2 separate regions of the Homo sapiens genome follow, and region 1 is linked to region 2. A link is a loop called in an ENCODE intact Hi-C map of the cell type or tissue named here. Cell type or tissue: K562. All regions are shown on one strand. Links, peaks and the distances in the headings refer to the core of each region. The heading gives the core; the rest is flanking DNA. Region 1 overlaps ATP2B1 (ATPase plasma membrane Ca2+ transporting 1). Region 2 overlaps POC1B-DUSP6 (POC1B-DUSP6 readthrough).

Region 1 (11,544 bases), core at 3,960-8,959, 230 kb before region 2:
TACTAATAGTAGCTTATTTGGGACTAGGTGGAATCTGAGGTGACATTGCCAGGAAAATAACATACAATGGTTATGGGAATAATTTTCATAAAGATAAATAACTTTAAAAAATTCACTTTTTAGCTTTTAGAAATGTTATCTATACATACCACATATATTGTTGTCTTGTTAAAATTTTTTATTATAGAAATTATCAAACATAGGAAAGTAGAGAGAATGATATACTTACTGGCCAGTTTTGACAATTACCAACTCTCGTGGTCCATCACATTTCATTTATATCTTAACACAAGAAATGGTTCTGTTATAAATGGGGACATAGGACAGGTAATCGAATCGAATTTTTGTATTTGTATTTTTCAGAATACGGTATACTCAATAGTGTCCAATATCTAATTAAATCTGAATGGTCAGTTTTTATGTTCTTCGTTGATTCTTTAGTGGCATATACATTTTAATTTTTCTGGTGGTAGTTTGTGTATTTTACAGCAGGTGCCCAAAGATAGTGTCTCTCAAATTTTGCTGTCTTCAGAAATCACAGGTATTATTATTAACTACTTTACAGTTTTCAGAATGTATTTACATATGACCTCATTTGATTCTCACAATAATCCTGTGTGGTGAGTAAGGCAGACAATTGTACTTTTTTTTGTTTTTTGTTTTTTGTTTTTTTTCTGGTAGGCAAAGTGATTTGTCTAGGCCCTAAGGTCATATAGCTAGCAGCTTTTTTAGCCCAAACTGGACTTTAGGTGGCTTCTAGATTTTGCTCATTGCTCTTCTCATTATACACGTTTATGTAAGTTTATGAAAGTTATGTATGGAAAATCAGTTTTGATCAGAGTAAATTTAATAGAGAAATATGAATGGGTTTGTTTGGGTTGAGCTTTATAAATTTAATCATTACTTATATTTGGTGTAATACAAACAGTTTGTGTTTTGATTTACTTAACAGCTGAGTGAATGTGAACGTATCTGAAATACTATATTTTTAATATTGTGGATTTTTTTAAGTTAGGAATTTTGATTTCAAAGAACTGTTGGCCTAGGGGTGTCTTAAATCTTGAATAAAAATAAAATGTGCTGTACTAAAAGTTTCTTCTTTAAATTTCTGCTGTAACTTTTTATGCACTTGTTTTTATACTATAACATGTTTATTACCTAAATCTCTTTGAAATATTCATTTGTTCTGTAATGAAATTTAGTTTAAAAGGTTCCAAATGAGGAGGTTTTAGTTCCTGAAATCCAAAACCTGGTTATAAATCTCACAAGAAAGGTGTGGTTCTCCAGCATTAATGTGCATGAAGAATCACCTGGGGGAGTTACTGAAAGTGCAGATTCCTTGGCATTGCCCCTGGAATTTTGATTCAGCAGATTTGAGGTGGGGCCAAATGCTACAGTAGTCTGCATTTTGAGAAACATTGACATTGCATTTATAACTAAGTTAAAGTTACATGGTAGAGATACCTAAATCAGTAGCAAAGTTTGATTTGTTGATGTCGATGGTTTTTGTGACAATCCTAGAACTGATAAATTGAAAATATTTCTGTTATCTATGTATGCCCAGTCTTTCAGAAGATCCATCTGTGGTTACTTAAGTTACTTATTAAGCACTGTAAACTATTAGAGAATGTTCTTTTATTTTCATGTCTTAATGTCTGCCATTTTCAAATGACTTAGACACCAGAGTTTATATTCATAAAAATAATGCATGCTGTATCCTTACAGTAGTGTGTGTTTATCCTTTAGTCTAGCTCTTTGTTAGAAGAAAAGATCGGATATTCCTTCAGACTAAAAGGACATAAGTTAGTGGATAGATAGCTCTCTTTAATTTTAGTTAACAAGCAGTTGCTCTTTCAAAAACAGCAAGTAGATCTTCCAAGAATATTAGTGATAGCATACTAATTGATAATTTACTATTTTATGCATTAAAACAGAAGTTACTGCTGTCTCACTTAAATGTTAAATAACCGTTTGTGTAGTTCACCAATCTACTCTGACTTTTGGAACTATTTTATCTAATACCATATCCACGTGAATTACCTGCCTTTAATAATTTTCCTCTTTAAGACCAGTTTTGAAATGCAGTTGTTTTTTGCTTCATTTATAACAGTATAGCAAATAGCCTGTATCTGCATTTAAAATATATTTTATAATAAAATTAATTTCAAAGCAGGTTCATCTCAAGACTGTTGGGAACCTGTTTTTGTTTGTTCCAAAACTTAGTCTTGTTGGCTACACCTTAAGGTTTATTTAGGAATCATAGCTTGTAATTTACTAAAGCTTATGGTAATCTAAATTAATAAATATTTTTGGCAGAGAGGTCCAAATAAACTGTGGGCACATTTTTTTTTGCCATATTTTTAAAAGCTATTTTCTATTAAATTTTTCCTAGGACAGTGTCAGCTATTCCAAATCGTATGTGGTGTTTTTAGTTATAAGAATATTTGGTATTTCTAAGTACAGTGACTTCCAACAATATGGTTTCTTAAAATATGGGATACCTGCTTTTGTAGTAATACTACTGTCACCTGGGCCTCTGAGGGAACAAATAAAGGTAGTGTTGAATGGACCAATGCTTGCTTACACTGTGAAATCTGAGATTACACTGCCTAACTGTAAACTGGCATGACTACTGTACAGACCTGATAAATTTAGGAGTCAAATTTATGTTTTCTGAAAAAAATAGGTCTTAAAGAAGATTTGACTGTTTAACTTGAAAGATGCTTTTTAAATACTTTTTTATTAACAATGTGGATCTATTATTCATTGTATTAACCCTGTGAGTGAGTTCTCTCTCAGGAGGATTTTAAATAATAATCTTGTACTCTCAAAACTCTCAGATCTGCTGCTTTAATCTACCTTTCATATTTGTGCCAGAATTTTCTTTTGTTTTTCAATAACCTATTTTAAACCACAGTTTCTTCACTAAAACTTTCATCTTTTTTTTATTTTTCTCTTTATCAAAATACAACTTGACTCTGAAGGCCTTTTATAAAGTAGCTCAGTGTTTTCTAAATTGTGTTTTAGAATGCTGGTTCCAAAAAATATTAATAGGGATTTCCTGGGGGAAAGAGGCACAACCAAACTCCAGGATATGCTGGTTTATGCAGTTTGGAACTTCTCTGGTACTTCAAGGTGCTAATAAGGGCTGAATCTAAATGTGGCTAGTGTTTTGTCCTCTCATTTCACAAAACTCCCTTTAGTGGAACATCTCACCTTGTTAACTTTGTGTACCAGGATCACTGCTTTGCACAACTCCAGGGGATGCTGTTCACATACAACACAAAATGAATTGTGTTTCCTGGAGTTGAGAGCTGTGTTGCATACTGTAGTATTGCTGACTGTCCACTGTGTGACGGTCTTAGAGTCTGGTGGTCCCTCATCCTTTTGTTGTGAATGTGTATGTGTTTTTCCTCTCACCTGATAGGACCCTTAGGGGCCAGATGCTGTGCTTGATGCCTATAAGTCCTAGCACTTTGGGAGGCTGAGGCAGGAGGTTCGCTTGAGGCCAGGAGTTCGAGGCTGCCTGGGTGACACAGCAAAGAACCTGTTTACCAAACAAAAAAACCAAATTAACTGCCACATTGAAATTCAGAAGTGGAAAAGTCCTGCCTGTAGAGAAGCTAAATTCTACTGTCCTAGTAACATTCTGTGAAATGTATGTAGCTATCTTCCAGAAATAAAACATTGCCTTATGAACCCATCTGAGTAAGGTTAAAATTCCAAAGGTAAAAAGGTTTTAAAAATCTCCCAGAAAAATTTCCTTAACCTTCTCTGCTTTACTTTAACAGAAGCTACACAATGTCTAAATCCTAAACCAATATGCCAAAAAAAATAGTACCTGAACATTTGCTGGATAAAGTTCTATATATCGTGATATAGAACCCTATATCTTATCTCAGTTCTTTTATGTTATCTCCAAATGAATTACTAAGACAAAGGGATAATAAATGGGAAGTGTACAACCCGGAGGACTTCAGACCAGAAAATCAAAGAGAGATGATGGGAAAGGGTGGAGTAATGCTGAGTTTTGAAGAATGGGCACATTTAGACAGACCAAAGACTGAGCATCATATCATTGCTGCCGTTCCATGAACTGAGAGCAAACTGTTAGATCATGACCTGCTACAGAATCACTAGGCATCAGGAAGAAGAGTAGGTATATGGTCTGTATTAGAGTATAGCAATGGATTATTCTTCCAGCTGCCAAGAAGTCAAGAAGGAAAGCCTGTATTTGACTTTATCATTTCTATTGAATGTCTGAGTGATACATAGAGTAGTAATTTTAGACATTTAAGTAACTAAAGATTTATATAGCTTTAGTATGTAAGCTGTTATATTTAAAAATGCTTGAAAAAATAAGAGTTGTTCTCCAGAAATTATTCATTTTCCTATGATTAGCACAGCTGAGACCTTACAGGTGCACTGCTATTGAGTATTCTCCCAACCTTTTAAATTTTATAGGTCTAATTGTTGGTAAGGTATTGTGGAAGGAGTTCTAAGACTTGCTCCTGCTTTAATTGACGTTGCAATAATAATCATAATAAAATTGTTGGTCAAAGAGTAGCACAGGAGTGGTTTTGGTAGTGAAGAAAATAAAAAGAAATCTGAAGGTAGAGATGAATGGAATCAGCAAAAGTGAAATTGGTTAGATTAGTAAGTTGTTTTTCTACTGGGACACTCATGGATGATACTGACATATACTCCATTCTCCCTTGCTAATATCTAGATTTTTTTAGTACCTCTAATACTAAGAGATTTTTAATTTCTTTGCTATACTTCTGTCCTTTTCTTCTCTATTCATGCTCAAAAGAAAGTAAGTGCTATAACTACTCTTTTTTGTTTGCTTAAAAAATGACTCATGAACTTAAGGTACTTAAGTGTGGACACTCCTGACAACTAATACCATAGCGGAGAACTACTGAGTTAAAGGGTACCAGTGCAAATAGAGGGCTGAAAACAAGGAAGGTCAGTCAGTGAATGGGAAAGAAATATGACAAAGCCTAGGAAAGGGAGCTCCTCTAGCATCAAACTGTCTGCATGTCGAGTCTCAGAAAAACAAGGATTCGTCAGTCAACCCCTTTCTGCATGCACAGTGGATTTAGGGTAAAGTTTATGTTACCCTGTCTTTGGCCGAGCGCAGTGGCTCCTGCCTGTAATCCCAGCCCTTTGGGAGACTGAAGCAGGAGGATTGCTTGACCACAGGAGTCTGAGACCAGCCTGGGCAACATGACAAAACCTCATCTCTACTAAAAAAAAAAAAAAAAAAAAATTTAGCCAGGCATGGTGTCGTGTACCTGTAGTCCTAGCTACTTGGGAGGCTGAGGTAGGAGGATCGCTTGATTCTAGGAGGTAGAGGTTGCAGTGAACTGAGATTGTGCCACAGCACTACAGCCTGGGCGACAGAGGGAGACCGTCTCTGTCTCAAAAAATAGATGACCCTGCCTTTGAGCTTAAGCACTACTGTTTTTATGTACATAATTTAATGCTGGAACTTGATCACCTCCGGCCCTCCTGCTGACAGCATTTCTTTTGCTAGAAATACCCACCTTTCTCAGAGCCTGTGTCTCCTTTGGTTTTGGTTTTTACTCCATGATATGTTAAGGACTCACCAGATTTAAATGTGAAATTTATCTTCACCACTAAAAAGCCCACTTGTCTTGGATAAATCACTTGGTTTCTTTAACTCCTCAAAAAGTACAAAGTCAGGGGGTTTTGATTTTTCTCTCTTGAAAATTTGGCTTTTAACAAAATTTGTATAGCAAAAACAGGTTACCCGCTCCCCCCAAACTTTCAACCATTTATTTCTTTATTCTGTTAGGTTTGCCTTCCAATTTTGTCTTTTAACTACTTTGTCATCATTTTGACGTTTCGTCTGTGATACACCGTGTTTGATTTATGAAGATAAATACATTTATTGAAAAGCTAAATTATCTAAGATTTCAGTTAAACAAGTGGCATATTACTAGCATTTAACTCTGCCTCTTGCCAAACATATACTAAAATGAGAATAAGGGAATTCTTTTTTAAAAAAGCCATAAATCCACAAGGGAGAAGAGAAACCCACACCAAAATTTTAGAAGGCGTTGACTTAGTAGACTTAAAAAGCTGATCTCTAAGTAATAGAAAAGCCCAGAAACAAGTCAGTTTATAGAATTCCCTGAGAGCTCAAAGCTGGGAAAACATGGGACCCATGGTGAAGAGGGGACAGGGGGGCAAAACGGGAGAACTGGTTGAAATTTTAGGAATTTGATACCCAGATATCTTTCCCTCTGTCTGTACTCTGTGATCTCTTTTCCTTCATCCTTGCAGAAGGCTGGAAGCTTGCTTTCTGGAGAAGGCTATGCACACTGGGAATACAGTTGAAAACCAGGGTACCACACTCAAAACCGAGTGTTTACCTATTTATGTTAAGATCACCAGTCTTCTTCCCTCACCCAGCTTTCAGAATTCTGGCCAGAATAGAAGTGTCTTATCTAACCTGACCAGCTCAAGGTAAAAGACCTCAAGAATCGGACATTGGCTGTGTCTGTGTCTCCAAAGAAAATGTCCCAGTCAGCTCACCCTACTGTGAAACCCATATTGAATCCAGAACTTCTATTTAGTTTGTGTCCTTTTTTTCTCATAAACAAATTTGTTATAGTCTTACTAAGATATAATTGGCATAGAATAAACTTTACACTTAAAGTGAAAAACTTGAGTTCTGAGGCATGTATATATTTCCACAGTCGCCACCACAGTCAGGTAATCATTCCCCTAAATTTTTTGTGCCTCCTTATCTTCCTTCCCTTCCCCTACCCCAGCTCCTCCTTTCCTCAGGCAGCCCCGATCTGCTTTCTGTCGCTATAGAATAATTTGACTTTTCTGGAATTTTATGTACATGGAATCATACAGTATGTGTTCTTTTTTGGTCTGACATTCACTCACCATAATTGAGTTTCATCCATGTTGTGTATATTAGTAGTTCTTGTTATTGCTGATGAGGATTCACTGTATAGATACACCACAATTTGTCCGTTCGCCTGTTGATGGACATTTTGGTTCCAGTAACATACAGTCTCTTCCTATTATCGAGTTGTAATTTCTTTATATGTTCTTGATAAAAGTACTTTAGGAAGCATTTGTGTTTGTGCTGGGGATGGGAAGAAGAATGGTGATAAAAGATATGAGTGGATCACTTGAGGTCAGGAGTTCGAGACCAGCCTGGCCAAAATGGTGAAACCCCGTCTTTACTAAAAATACAAAAATTAGCCGGGCGTAGTGGCATGGGCCTGTAATCCCCACTACTAGAGGCTGAGGCAGGAGAATTGTTTGAGCCCAGGAGGCGGAGGTAGTGAGCTGAGATCGTGCCACTGCACTCCAGCCTGGACAACAGAGCGAGACTCCATCTCGGCAGGTGGGGGAAAGATATATATGAAGCCTGTAACTGAAAAAGCAAGCGGTAGCTTTGTAAGCATTATTTGTGGAGATGAAGGATTTGAGGGTACTTTTCCTAGTTGCTTCAGAGTAGAAAATGGGATGGGGGACTAAGAGGACTGCTGATATTTGAAAAAACGGTGGGGGTGGGGAGGAACTAAGAGGACTGCTAATATTTAAAAAAAAAAAAAAAAAAAAGCCTTTTGGATTTGTTTTCCTAAACAGACTTTATGCATGTATAAGTTTGTCAAAACTGAAAATGAATACATGTATGAAATAAGTTTAAATGTGTGGATAACCCAGATATGTCATCTGTCATTCATCTCCTGTGTCTTTGTACAGTCTTGTGCAATTTAGATACACAACTCAATTTTACTTTGGGTAAAATAATCCATTTTTACAAAAGCAGAAGTGAGCAATGTGGACATGAAGGAACATTTCTTTAGTGAAGACAGTCTATGGATAACTCAAGAGTCCCCTTCCTTAATTTCTCCCTCCAGTCATCCTCTACTTTGCAAATCCAGATTCCTCATTTCTTTATTATATAGAACAATTGATTGCCTTATTTGGTTTCTTGAGTCTTCCCCTGAGATTCTGACCCGCCATACCCCAAGCTCATAAAGACATATAAAGACATTTTTTCCAAATAATTACATATAGCCCACTGCCTGATAAGAGTCTGGTGTATGATTTCTGTTTCTTCATCTGGATAAGGCCAAATTCCATTCCACTCATTAAATTTCTGTCTTCCTATTAAGGAACTTGATATTTGAATTACTTCTTGCTTTTTTTTTTTTTTTTTTTGAAGGAAGTAGAATCTCGGGAAAACAGCAGTCATTTCTTAAGAGATGTTAGAATTTAGAGGGTGAAAAAAAAAACAAAACTAATGTTCTTTTGTTAACATGCCATGAAAAACAGACTAGCTCCAAAACACACTAGTTACTTTGACTAAAGGGAATGTATGATTATTGAATAAAATGAACACCTGTGTAGCTGCCTTCTACCTGCTGGTACTGTTCAAAGCAATTTACACATATTAACCCATTTAAATGAGTGGGTTCTGTGTAATATATGGATGAGATATTCTCTATAGAAAGAGATGAAAAGGGCTATGAATAGTTTTAAAGGGCTATGAATACCCTAAAATACAGTGACTTACATAACCTTTTTACCAGTTAGAAATGTAACACTATATAATGTTTGGAAAATAGGACAATGTAAAGTGAAACAAATCACTCATAATCCTCCGTCTGAGAAATAGCTAGTTTTAACACTTTAATGGTTTTTATCTTTTGAAAAACTTACCTATTAACATCCTTCAGATAATGTAGGTATAATTATGTGCTTTTTAGAAACTTTGTATTATTTTCTCATGTCATTAAATTTTTTCATTAACAACATTTTAATAATGTTGTATCCTATGGCTAGTCCCTTGTTATTGGATGTTTTGATTTTAATTCTTTTCTGTTAAATAATCTTCCAGTGAGCATCTTTATTTGCATATGTTTGTCTTCATTTATGATTGTTTCTCTGTATTTACTGTATTTAAAGGATTTTGGTAGTTTGTGGTCTTATGACTAAAATTTTCTTCCAGTCTCCTTTCTCTGAGGCTGGTCAGATTTTGGGGAGTCTGTCTTTTCTTGCTGTGTCTATAGTATGTCCCACTCATTTCCAGGTCTCTGCTTTACTTTTCCAAATTTCCATAGCACTTTTAAGAATTCATATTTTGTTGTTCACATGTTTGACACTTCCGTGACATGTTCAGTTTGGGAGCAGGAACTGTGCATCTTTCTGTCACTCACCCTTGGCACAATGCCCTGTTTATACCTGTGAGGTTGTTAATGATTCTTGAATGAGCCTCTTGTGTCTGGTCTTGAGCTTGAATCCACTGACACTGGACTTCTGCATCTTATAGAAACTGTAGTGTGCTTGGGGTGAGAATTTATCACAGATACTGTTTCTTTTAAATTTGAGCTGAATGATATGTCAGGTAAATGACACAAAGATTGGAAATATTTTCTTATAACTATGTTATATAAATTTAATTTTTTGTGAAACAAGAATTTTACTATCCCTGCTTCTAAAGAGCAGGATAGACTTTACTAAATAGAATAGAATACTAAGAAGCAGCCAATGGAAATGGGTATTACTATTTAAAAATGCCAGTGAGTAGATGTTTTTGTAAAATGTTGCTTAATAGATTAATGTATCTATCTTTTTTTTTAATAGAGGAGAAAACTTCAGAAGTTTGACATCTAAACTTAAATACAACTACAGCTAAAGAGTTAGTCCAAAAAAGTTAAGTTTCAGTATTGTAAACGAGGTAAAACTAGGGAAATTTAAAGGTGTCTTGGCAGGCTCTTTCTGTGACATCATATATGAATTTTTTTCTTTTTTTTAATTCTCATTTCAAGTAGAAAATTTCAGATTTGAGATAAATATTTTCTTTTAAAAAATATTTATATGATTGCTAGGGTAGACCGTAACAACTGTGACCTGCTGAGAGGAGAGACTGTTATGTAGAGCTTTAAGTCAGCCTTGCTCAGTGTGTCTGGTGTTCCTTCTTGGTTTCCTTTTTTGTGCAGTGATTCATCAGGTGCTGTATGCTTCCAGAACCAGTGTAAGTGTGTGCACATGTCCCATTCCTGGTCTGTGATCTCTTCTATAATGAATAGGGGTATATTGTTTCCAGCTATTCTTATACAAGTAAAGAAGAAAAGCGTTCTAGAATCTGCTGTCAAACCTTCAGACTTCAGTAGTTTTGCTACCATTGTATCCTATTCTTATAATTCTTTTCTTTTTTTTTTTTTGAAACAGCATCTTGCTCTTGTCGCCCAGGCTGGAGTGCAATGGCACGATCATGGCTCACTGCAGACTCGATCTCTCTGGGCTTAGGTGATCCTCCCACCTTAGCCTCCCGGGTAGCTGGGACTATAGGCATGTGCCACCATGCTCGGCTAATTTTTGTACTTTTTGTAGAGATAGGGTTTCGCCATGTTGCCCAGGCTGGTCTCAAACTCCTGGGCTCAAGCAATTCCCCTTCCTCGGCCTCACAAAGTGCTGGGATTACAGGCGTGAGCCACTGCGCCTGGCCAGTTCTTAGAATTCTTGATGGTGATCTCTGGCCTTCTGTCACAATTACATTTGGAGGGTTTTCTAAGTTGTGCTGAGCTCTGTTTGTACTTCTGCACACAGCCTAGGTAGCAAGCCAGGCTATCAGTTTTTCATAATGTTGGACTTGCTCCTCCTGTCTCCCTTCCTGAAGTATACCTGTGGCCCTAGATTTAAATTAAATGTTTCCACAAGTGGGAACTGTATTGGTTGAAGGCCTTATTTCCGAGTGGAGGGAAAGCTCTTTTGAGCAGATTCTTTGGCCATGCCCCTTCAATGTATTTGATACCAGGTAACCCCCCCATAAGCAGATACCCTAAGGAGTTGAAAGGAGGAAACTTTGAGTGGTTTGGGGGATGTTGAGAGATTATAGTTTAATCTAGATCTGCACATGCACAGAAGGAGTTTGAGGTTGTCATTAAAAGTCATAGATTATAGTGGCATTGGGGATTTTTTAAAATTAAGGTGACAGCTGTAAGTGGGATATGAGAGGGAGAGAGAATAGGACAGATTATGTAGTTGAATATAACTTTTTTATATCTAGTTAGTAGATACACATCTTTCTCTATATATATGTATTTGAACATTCAGTGCAAGTGTTTCTTTTGGCTACTCAAGTAATAATTACTTAGAATAGTTATGGGTATAAAAGGACGAAATGTATCAAATTAATTGTACCATGACATTCCTCTAATTTTGAGGTCAGTGGAAACCAGTCTTCTTGTCCTGGAATGTAACTTAGTGGACTAATCGCTATCTGGAATGCTACTGGAATGGGGAGGAATCAAAGAGAAAGCAGAAATAGAAGAAGAATGGAGAGAGGTGTAGGATAATTTTTCTCCCAGCCTAAGGCTATTATTTATCCAGTTTCCTGAACCATGTAAAACAAAGTAGAGAACCAGGAAATTGGCAGAAAAGCCCTCTAAGCCGCCAGAAGTTCATGAATCAAGACTCTCAGCACCTTACTCCACTTTAGGTGTTTACTTGCTGTATTTATTCATATTTTAAATACATTTT
Region 2 (8,749 bases), core at 2,829-7,828:
GAGTGCTGGGAATGTGTTTTTATAGAAAATGTATTCTGAAGATAAGAAATAGCCAAAGGAAAATTTGAATTTTTTATAAAAGTGTCTGTCTGTCTGTCTGTCTATCTATCTATCTATCTATCTATCTATCTATCTATCTATCTATCTATCTATCTATCTATCTATTGAGACAGTCTCACTTTGTCACCCAGGCTGGAGTGCAGTGGTGCGATCTTGGCTCACTGCAGCCTCCGCCTCCCTGATTCTCTTGCCTTAGCCTCCCAAGTAGCTGGGATTACAGGCATGCACCACCAGGCCCAGCTAATTTTTGCATTTTTAGCAGAGATGGGGATTCACCATATTGCCTAGGCTTGTCTCAAACTGATGGCCTCAATGATCTGCCTGCCTCAGCCTCCCAGAGTGCTGGGATTACAGGCATGAGCCACCACACGTGGCCTTATGAAAGCACTTTAAGACTTTTCATGGTTCATGGACGTTTTTGGTTCTGTAATGAACAAGTAACTATGACTATGAATATAGACATAAAATTTTTACATACAATTACAGGAACTCTGTAGATTCCAAGTTAAAAAGACTCCTGTTATATAATTTGGGCTATTTTCAAGGACATGTGAATCAGTTTTACTAGAAATAAGTTCAAGAATTTCCTCATTCTGGGCTGGGCACAGTGGATCATGCCTGTAATTCTAGCACTTTGGGAGGTGAAGGCAGGAGGATTGCTTGAGCCCAGGGGTTCAAGACCAGCCTGGGCAACATGGCGAAACCCTGTCTCTACAAAAATTACAAAACTTCGCCGTGCAAGGTGGCACAAGCCTGTAATCCCAGTTATTTGGGAGGCTAAGGTGGGATGATCACCTGAGCCCTGGAGGTCGAGGCTGAAATAAGCCGAGATTGCACCACTGCTTTCCAGCCTGGGTGACCCTGTCTCAAAAAAAAAAAAAAAAAAAAAAAAGAATTCCCTCATTCTTTTGAGTGAATACCAGTAAAGTTTAAGGAATTCAGTAGTAGTTCAGCTAACTTCTCATATGCCTCTTAAACTCTCGAATGTCCATGTTTGCTGATCCAGTAGTCACTATTGACTAATGTAATATTCATCTTGGTGACACACTTTGTAGACGTTTTTAAAGGCAGTTGGGTGGTACTAAATTAAGAGAGTCAGAAATCTATTAATGTCTTAGTAGAAATTTTATATCCTCTTTAAATTCTTAAAAGTCTAGTTAGATGTTATTTGAGCCCTGACGATAAAGGACTAACCTTTCCTAATCAAAGTCAAGGCAAAGAGAAGCCTGTTTTATTGGTGCTAACCTATTTTTGATGTATCTAATTAAAAATAAAAGGGAGGAGGAGGAAATAGAAATCATCATTCTCACTTTCAGCCACCTCAAATGCAAAAAAACACATACAGAGAGCATATGCAGGATTATAATGCAGTGACCAGAGCAGGGGGAAGGCCTTAACCTCAGTCCCCTTTAGTTTCTGTTAAGTTGATGGTAGAAACCTCGCCTCCTTCTGGCACCAGGTTCTTCCCAGCCACTGCCTGTACTTTAACTCATTCGAGGTTCACATCCCTTCATTTATTTTGCTCTGGGAAATTTCTCCCAGCTATGGGCCCTCCTGCTCAGGAGGCACTTTTAGCTGACCAAGATAACACTTTTCCTCATTTGCAAGTTTCTTTAAAATCCTGTTTCCTCTATGGAGCTTCTGGTAACAAATTGGCACCTGTTTTGTTAACAACCCTTTTTCCTATCACTTTCTAAAATTATGTTTTTTGTGTGCCCTCCCTTCTCCCTAGAACAAAAGCCTCATAAGGGCAGGGATCTTGCCAGTCTCATTCACAGCTATATTCCTACTACCCACAGCAGTGCCCAGTGCCAGGTACTGACAAGTGCTCAGGGAATCTTTGAATGAATCAGTGGGTGAAAATTTTTCCCACAAACTCCACAAGGACAGGGACCATGTCTGTTTTACCTACAGCTTATGGCAACACACACAGATGTTTATTCAAGGATGGTGTATAGCCTCCTAACAGCACTGCCTCGTGGTTCCTCTCCACTTTAGAACCTTCTGTTGTTTACACAGAAGCCACACAGAACTTCCAGTGCTCTAAGTAATTTGGGCCAGTAGAAGACACTTTCCTTTTTGTCAGACTTAAGCAGAGTGGTTCAGAGATTTGGCTGTGGAAACAACTGCCTGATTCAAATCCAGACCCCTCTCCCCACTGACCTGATAACACTGGCAGTTACTTATCCTTTATGTGCCTCTGTTTCTTCACTGTAAATTGAGACAAGCAGTAGCACCTGTTTTACTGGGTTATGCTGAAAATTAAATGAGTTGCTACATGTAATGTGTTAATAACCGTTCTAGGACACATGTGCTCAAGGAATGTGGGTAGGATAATGATGTGATGGTGGTGGTAGTATTTGGTTGATGTCATAGGGTAAGTACTTCTATATTTTGTTATTATCTAAGCATTTCATTTTATTAAATATTTTTCTCCATAATTGCTTTCTTGAAATGTAAGAGTTAAGTCCTCTCATAGAAATATTTTGGTCACTTAACATAGTCACATTAAGTAATATTTTTTAAAAAGAAGCTTAGTAAGTAAGACAATTTGATCCCTTGCATTAGTTTTTTACAGGTTTTTTTTTTTTCCTTTTGAGACAGAGTCTTACTCTGTAACCCAGGCTAGAGTGCAGTGGTGCAATCTCGGCTCACTGCAACCTCTGCCTCCCGGGTTCGAGCAATTCTCCTGCCTCAGCTTCCTAAGTAGCTGGGATTACAGGCACCTGCCACCATGCCCCACTAATTTTTGTATTTTTTAGTAGACATGGGGTTTCACCATGTTGTCCAGGCTGGTCTCAAACTCCTGACCTCAGGTGATCCGCCTGCCTCGGCCTCCCAAACTGCTGGGATTACAGGCATGAGCCACCGCGCCTGGCCAGTTTTTTATAATTATTATGCCAAGTTTATCCGTGGGGATACTGAGTAGGTTTTTTTCCCCAGGTTCTATATATAATAAGCTTCCTCTGTTTGGAGCCTTTTTATAATACTGCCCTTCAGATTTGAATCTTTCTCACATTTTCTGAAAGAAAATATTAATAAATTTTTACTTACTGTAAAATCAGGGTAAACTACCCAGCATGGAAAATTTTTCCTTGAAAGGTTATTTTCTTGACTTTTTTTTTTTTTTTTTTTTCTTTTCTGAGGCGAGTCTTGCTCTGTCGCCCAAGCTGGAGTGCAGTGGCACAATCGCAGCTTACTGCAACCTCTGCCTCCTGGGTTCAGGTGGTTTTCCTGCCTCAGCCTCCTGAGTAGCTGGGATTACAGGCACCTGCCACTATGCCTGGCTATTTTAGTGGAGGCAGGGTTTCACCCTGTTGGCCAGGCTGGTCTCGAACTCCTGACCTCAGGTGATCCGCCTGCCTCAGCCTCCCAAAGTGCTGGGATTACGGGCATGAGCCACTGCACCCAGACTTCTTGATTTTTAAATATTATTTCACATGGAACTTCTTTGTGCCTTTTTTCTGTGTGAATCTGTGAACGCCAGATGCAAAGTTTCTGTCACAAAGAATTAATTTTAGGTCAGCCTTAAGAATGGGAGTAGGGAGAGAACAAAAAGAAAAATCTTCAATTATATTCCACACCCTTAATTGATGACTCATAGTAATCTTTACTGTGGGCATAGAGGGAAACTACAAATAAAATTGAAATATAGTCTGTGACCCAAATCTGTCTTTTTTGGTTTTTGTTACTGTGAAAATATTAATAATAAAAATACTATTCATAGTTTTCTAATAGTCTAAAATTTGTTTTTATTTTCTCTGTGGTCTTCTGCTTTTCTGTTTATATTTAAAAGGCATTGTGGCCAAACAATAAAAAAAGAACCTTGGGAAGGATATTAAAGGAATAGACAGCATAAAACAGCAGACAAGATGTCTGAGATTTTTCTCATTTGCTTTTTAATGGGGCGTGTGGATGATAGATTTCTCCATGAAGGAACTTCTGTTCTGTTCTGTATAAATGAATTGTCCTATTTTCAGTCCATTGGAGCTCTCTGGCCTCCCCAAGTCCAGGAAGTTACAGGCATGGGCAGTTAGGTTCTTTTGTTGGTGATGTCACTTAATTTTAATTCTCAACACACCATTCCTTTTCTTACAAAAAGTTTCACTGCAAGCTTGGTCGGATGAGTAATAAAGGCTCTCTCTTGAATCATATGGATAATGCTGGCAAGTGACAGAAATAGAAGAGAGTTCTTTTAAAAATACAAGGCACTTGGCTTAGAGTGAGTACAGAATTGAATCAAAACCCCAAAGCAGATGCAATAAAACCAAAATTATTTTAATAAAAGAATAAAAGGAAAAAAGCAACTTGGTTAGTCTACATAGCATATTTTGACCTTTTAATGGTCTGTCAGTGTTGTTTGTCATGATGAAGATCTTGGCTGCAGAATATGACTTTACTGCATGGGATGGTAACAGTGGTCTCTGGTATTTAATATTTACAGCCTGGTTTATTTGTGGTGTAGAGGTGAGGTGGTGACTCTCCAGAGCCTTTCACATAAAACATCTTCTTTCTTCTTCTTTCTAGATTTTCACCCGATGGAAGACTAATTGTGTCATGTAGTGAGGATAAAACTATTAAAATTTGGGATACCACAAATAAGCAATGTGTTAATAACTTCTCAGATTCCGTTGGGTAAGTACACTTTCTTTGTGCATTTATGTGGGTTAGTTTTCTAAGGAGACGTTTGATTATAACAATTTAAATAAATAAATGAGTAAAGAAATTGAAATATGGCCGGGTGCAGTGGCTCACGCCTGTAATGCCAGCACTTCGGGAGGCTGAGGCAGGCGGATCACCTGAGGTCAGGAGTTTGAGACCAGCCTGACCAACATAGTGAAACCCTGTCTCCACTAAAAATACAAAAATTACCTGGGCATGGTGATATGTGCCTGTAATTCCAGCTACTCGGGAGGCTGAGGTGGAAGAATCACTTGAACCCAGGAGGCGGAGGTTGCGGTGAGCTGACATTGCGCCACTGCACTCCAGCCTGGGTGACAAGAGTGAGATTCCGTCTCAAAAAAAAAAAAAAAAGAAATTGAAATATTAGGTCATCTTATTCTTTCCTCCTAGATTTGCAAATTTTGTGGACTTTAACCCTAGTGGTACATGCATAGCTTCAGCAGGTTCTGATCAAACTGTGAAAGTCTGGGATGTAAGAGTGAACAAATTACTACAGCATTACCAAGGTAACAATTTTCCTAACAAAAAATTCAGTTACCGAATGGACTCCTTTTGGAAGGACTGATTCTCCTTGTTGGTGTGGTTTGGCTGTCTTACTTGGGGTCATGGGCTGCCTTGGAACAGGCTAGAGAATAGTATAATTAGCTCCCATCAACAGCAGGGTCTCAGAAGCTCAAGGACAGCAGGAAGTGAAGAGACCTTAAAAATGATGTGAGGGCTGGTTTAAAGAAAAAAAAAGAAGTTGCTATGAGATTTTCAAATTCTGGTTATCAGCATTGTGTGAGAAGTCAGGATAGAAATGACTGAATTCTGAATCACAGGGAGTTACGTGAGCACAAATAGGTGTTATAACTGGTAGAAAACAACTACCTACTATGCCTATGTATTGATATTGAACTAAAAGAGAAGTGAATTTTCTTGGTTTATATTGGATTTATATTAAATCGAAATGATTATTAAACATAGTAGCTTTTCCAGTGTTTACTATGTAGCAGACACTGTGCCAAATCTAAACAATATTCCTAGGAGGTATCATTATTACTCACATTTTTAAGATAAGGAAATTGAGATTTAAATAGGGTAATTAACTTGCTCAAAGAATCAATAGAACTACTTAGGTCTTCCTGCTTACACAGTGCATAGAAAAATTAACTTTTGATCATTGTGTTATACTGCCTCCTGTTGGAAGGATACTGTCTGGAGACAAAGTCTCAAGCATGATGGCAGGACTGTGCCCGTTTCAAACTGTCTCCACACTTTTCTCCCTTTAATCCCAAGCCACTAATTAGTTATTACCTTTAATTTGAGACTAGGTTATATACCCTATCTGAGCTGGTGATGATTAACTGTCAGTTTTATTGGCAATATATCCAAAGAATTTATAGTAATGTGGTCAATAAGATTACCTTTCCGTGACACAGTCTCATTTTTAAAGTTATTCTGGCTCTCTAACTGGAAGCTTAGAGCTATGTGATGCCAAAATACTCGTTTTAGTGAGCCATATAGAGTTTTGTTGTTGTGGAAACAGTGCTCTTGTTTACAACCTATTGCTAATAAGGCACTGGGGTATCTTCAAAAGTAAGAATTGTTCTCTGAACTTTTTGCTTTTATTTTCTACAAATCAGTTCACAGCGGTGGAGTTAATTGCATATCATTCCATCCTTCGGGTAACTATCTCATCACAGCTTCTTCAGATGGTACCCTTAAGATTCTGGACCTCTTAGAAGGAAGGCTCATCTATACACTTCAAGGACATACGGTATTAACACTCAGATTCTTGCTTTTTATATATAAAAATATAAAATAATATATATTTTAAATTTCTGATCCATTTTTATGTCCCTTTATTGTTTTTCCAGACATAGCACACATTGCTGCTATCATAAAATTTTTTTACTTCCAAGGCTGTTTTTATCCTCTGGAAGCAACTCTTAGAAATATTATTTGTGGCTGGGCGTGGTGGCTCACGCCTGTAATCCCAACACTTTGGGAGGCTGAGGCGGGCAGATCACCTGAGGTCAGGAGATCGAGACCATCTTGGCCAACATGATGAAACCCCATTTCTACTAAAATACAAAAAATTAGCCAGGTGTGGTGGCACATGCCTGTAATCCAAGCTACTTGGTTGGGAGGCTAAGGCAGGGGCATCACTTGAACCCAGGAGGGGGAGGCTGCAGTGAGCTGAGATTGCACCACTGCACTCCAGCCCGGCAACAGAGCAAGACTGTCAAAAAAAAAAAATGGAAGAAAAAAAGAAATATTATTTGTTGTAATTCTTATCAAAATCAATGTGTATCTTTCAATGGCCATTAAATGAATCTTCTCCTGCTGTCTTTATCAGTATGTTGTATAGATTGACTGGGTAAATGGTGATGGGTAAGTAGATTCCATACTTCAGATCCTTCCTTCATGTGGAGGCTGTCCCGCTTAGCCCTGACACCCAGCCTCTCACACCTCTCCCTCACTCCTTCTGCTAATTTGTTGGTGGGTTTAGGAGAAATTGGGTAAGCACAGCCTAACACCTTCTACTCTCCTGCCTTTGGGAGTAGCCATTCTTCACTGTTTTTCTCTGATATTCCTTGTGGGGAGACCTGCCCTTGTCTAGTGTTGCCTGTGACTCATTCTGGGCATCCGTTCTAGAAAGCCTATTTGTGTTACACATAAAAGCCACATTCTCTTTTTACAAGCATTTATTAGAAAGAAAGGTGATATTTCGATTCTTATGTGCTGTATTCCTTTGTCTTATTTCTCAATTGGTTTAGAACCAAGTAGGTAAGAGGGGTGCCTTTTATTGAGCCTGTTCAAAGATCCCTCCCTGGCATATAGATCAATTTTTTAAATTTATTATTTCTTTATTTTTGAGATGGATTCTTAGTCTGTCACCCAGGCTGGAGTGCAGTGGCACAATCTCGGCTCACTGTAACCTCTGCCTCCTGGGTTCAAGTGATTCTCCTACCTCAGCCTTCTGTACAGGCGCACCACCACGCCCAGCTAATTTTTTGTTTGTTTGTTTGTTTAGAAGAGACAAGGTTTCACCATGTTGGCCAGGCTTGTTTTGAACTCCTGACCTCAGGTAATCTGCCTGCCTTGGCCTCCCAAAGTGCTGGGATTACAAGTGTAAGCCACTGTGCCCAGCCTAGATAAATTTTTTTGAGTATATAAACTAGTCTTTTCTTCCAGACAATATTCAAACTTCTCTGAATTTTTTAGAATGCATCCTCTTTTTTTTTTTGAGGTACTTCCTTTTAACAAGTATAAGCTGTTTATATCTAGAAATAGAATGAGCCTTGTGGTCTAGAAGAGAAGAGTTTCTTTTTCACAGGTTCTGCCTGGCTTCCTGCTTTGCGTTATCATTTATTCTGCAGTGGTGTTAGGGTAAAGCAGAAATAAATACTAACCAGCTTAAATATATGCATATCCATGGATTTAGGCTGAATAAACATAACAAATAAAAGTGGCCAAGGATTGAAATATCCATGAAAAAAGTACAAAATAATAGGGAAAAAAGATAAACACAGTCTTTCAGTAGGAAAACACTACATGAAGATGGAATTTTAGTCTGGAAGTAAAGGTGTTTATGAAGCTATTAATATTATAAACTAAATCTGTGGGATAGTCTACTTGGGAAAATACAAGATGTTTTTCCCTAAAACTTTTCTTGTACAGATTAAGGACATATTAAAAACATATGGTATATATTAATATTTTTGAGATAAGAAATACTTACTCTTATCTGGACTGAAAAATTGACCTAGAGGCTATCCATCTTGTGACTGTGCCAAGCACAGTCTTGTCCAACTCCGCAGTAACTGCTCAATTTCAGGTTTTCATTACCTCTCACCTAGATAATTACAGGAACTTCCTAACTGGCCTCCAACCAAGCATCTTACTCCAATTCATCTTTCTCAGAATTGTGATACTGATTTTAATCATTCACAGCTCTCCTCCTATCTGTGTTCTGCTCTTTAAACTTTTAGTGGTTTATGGTTGCCTACATGAAGGGGGA

What was found. Hi-C counts contacts between places; a loop is a spot of excess contacts. Peaks named below come from ENCODE experiments on the same cell type or tissue, not always from the same donor. Only the 100,000 strongest peaks of a DNase experiment are listed, where the experiment ranks them.
Region 1: it touches region 2 in a loop (2.5-fold over the local background); 5 of 110 quality-filtered maps call a loop at or near these places.

Annotation. Positions count from the first base shown.
Region 1 is chr12:89,693,741-89,705,284 of GRCh38, reverse strand. The region is part of intron 1 of ATP2B1 (ATPase plasma membrane Ca2+ transporting 1); the gene reads left to right. Among named protein-coding and RNA genes, the nearest start is that of ATP2B1, 9.3 kb to the left of the region's middle. In K562, for the core only: no CTCF peak of the experiment used is centred there; a DNase peak (open chromatin) is centred at 6,504.
Region 2 is chr12:89,468,114-89,476,862 of GRCh38, reverse strand. It overlaps POC1B-DUSP6 (POC1B-DUSP6 readthrough), which reads left to right. Exons shown (of 11, transcript NR_189589.1): 5 at 4,588-4,695; 6 at 5,134-5,249; 7 at 6,369-6,502. POC1B (POC1 centriolar protein B) reads left to right here. Exons shown (of 12, transcript NM_172240.3): 5 at 4,588-4,695; 6 at 5,134-5,249; 7 at 6,369-6,502. Among named protein-coding and RNA genes, the nearest start is that of GALNT4, 52 kb to the left of the region's middle. RefSeq lists a silencer at 5,840-5,959. In K562, for the core only: a CTCF peak has its summit at 5,922 (motif pointing left); a DNase peak (open chromatin) is centred at 5,942.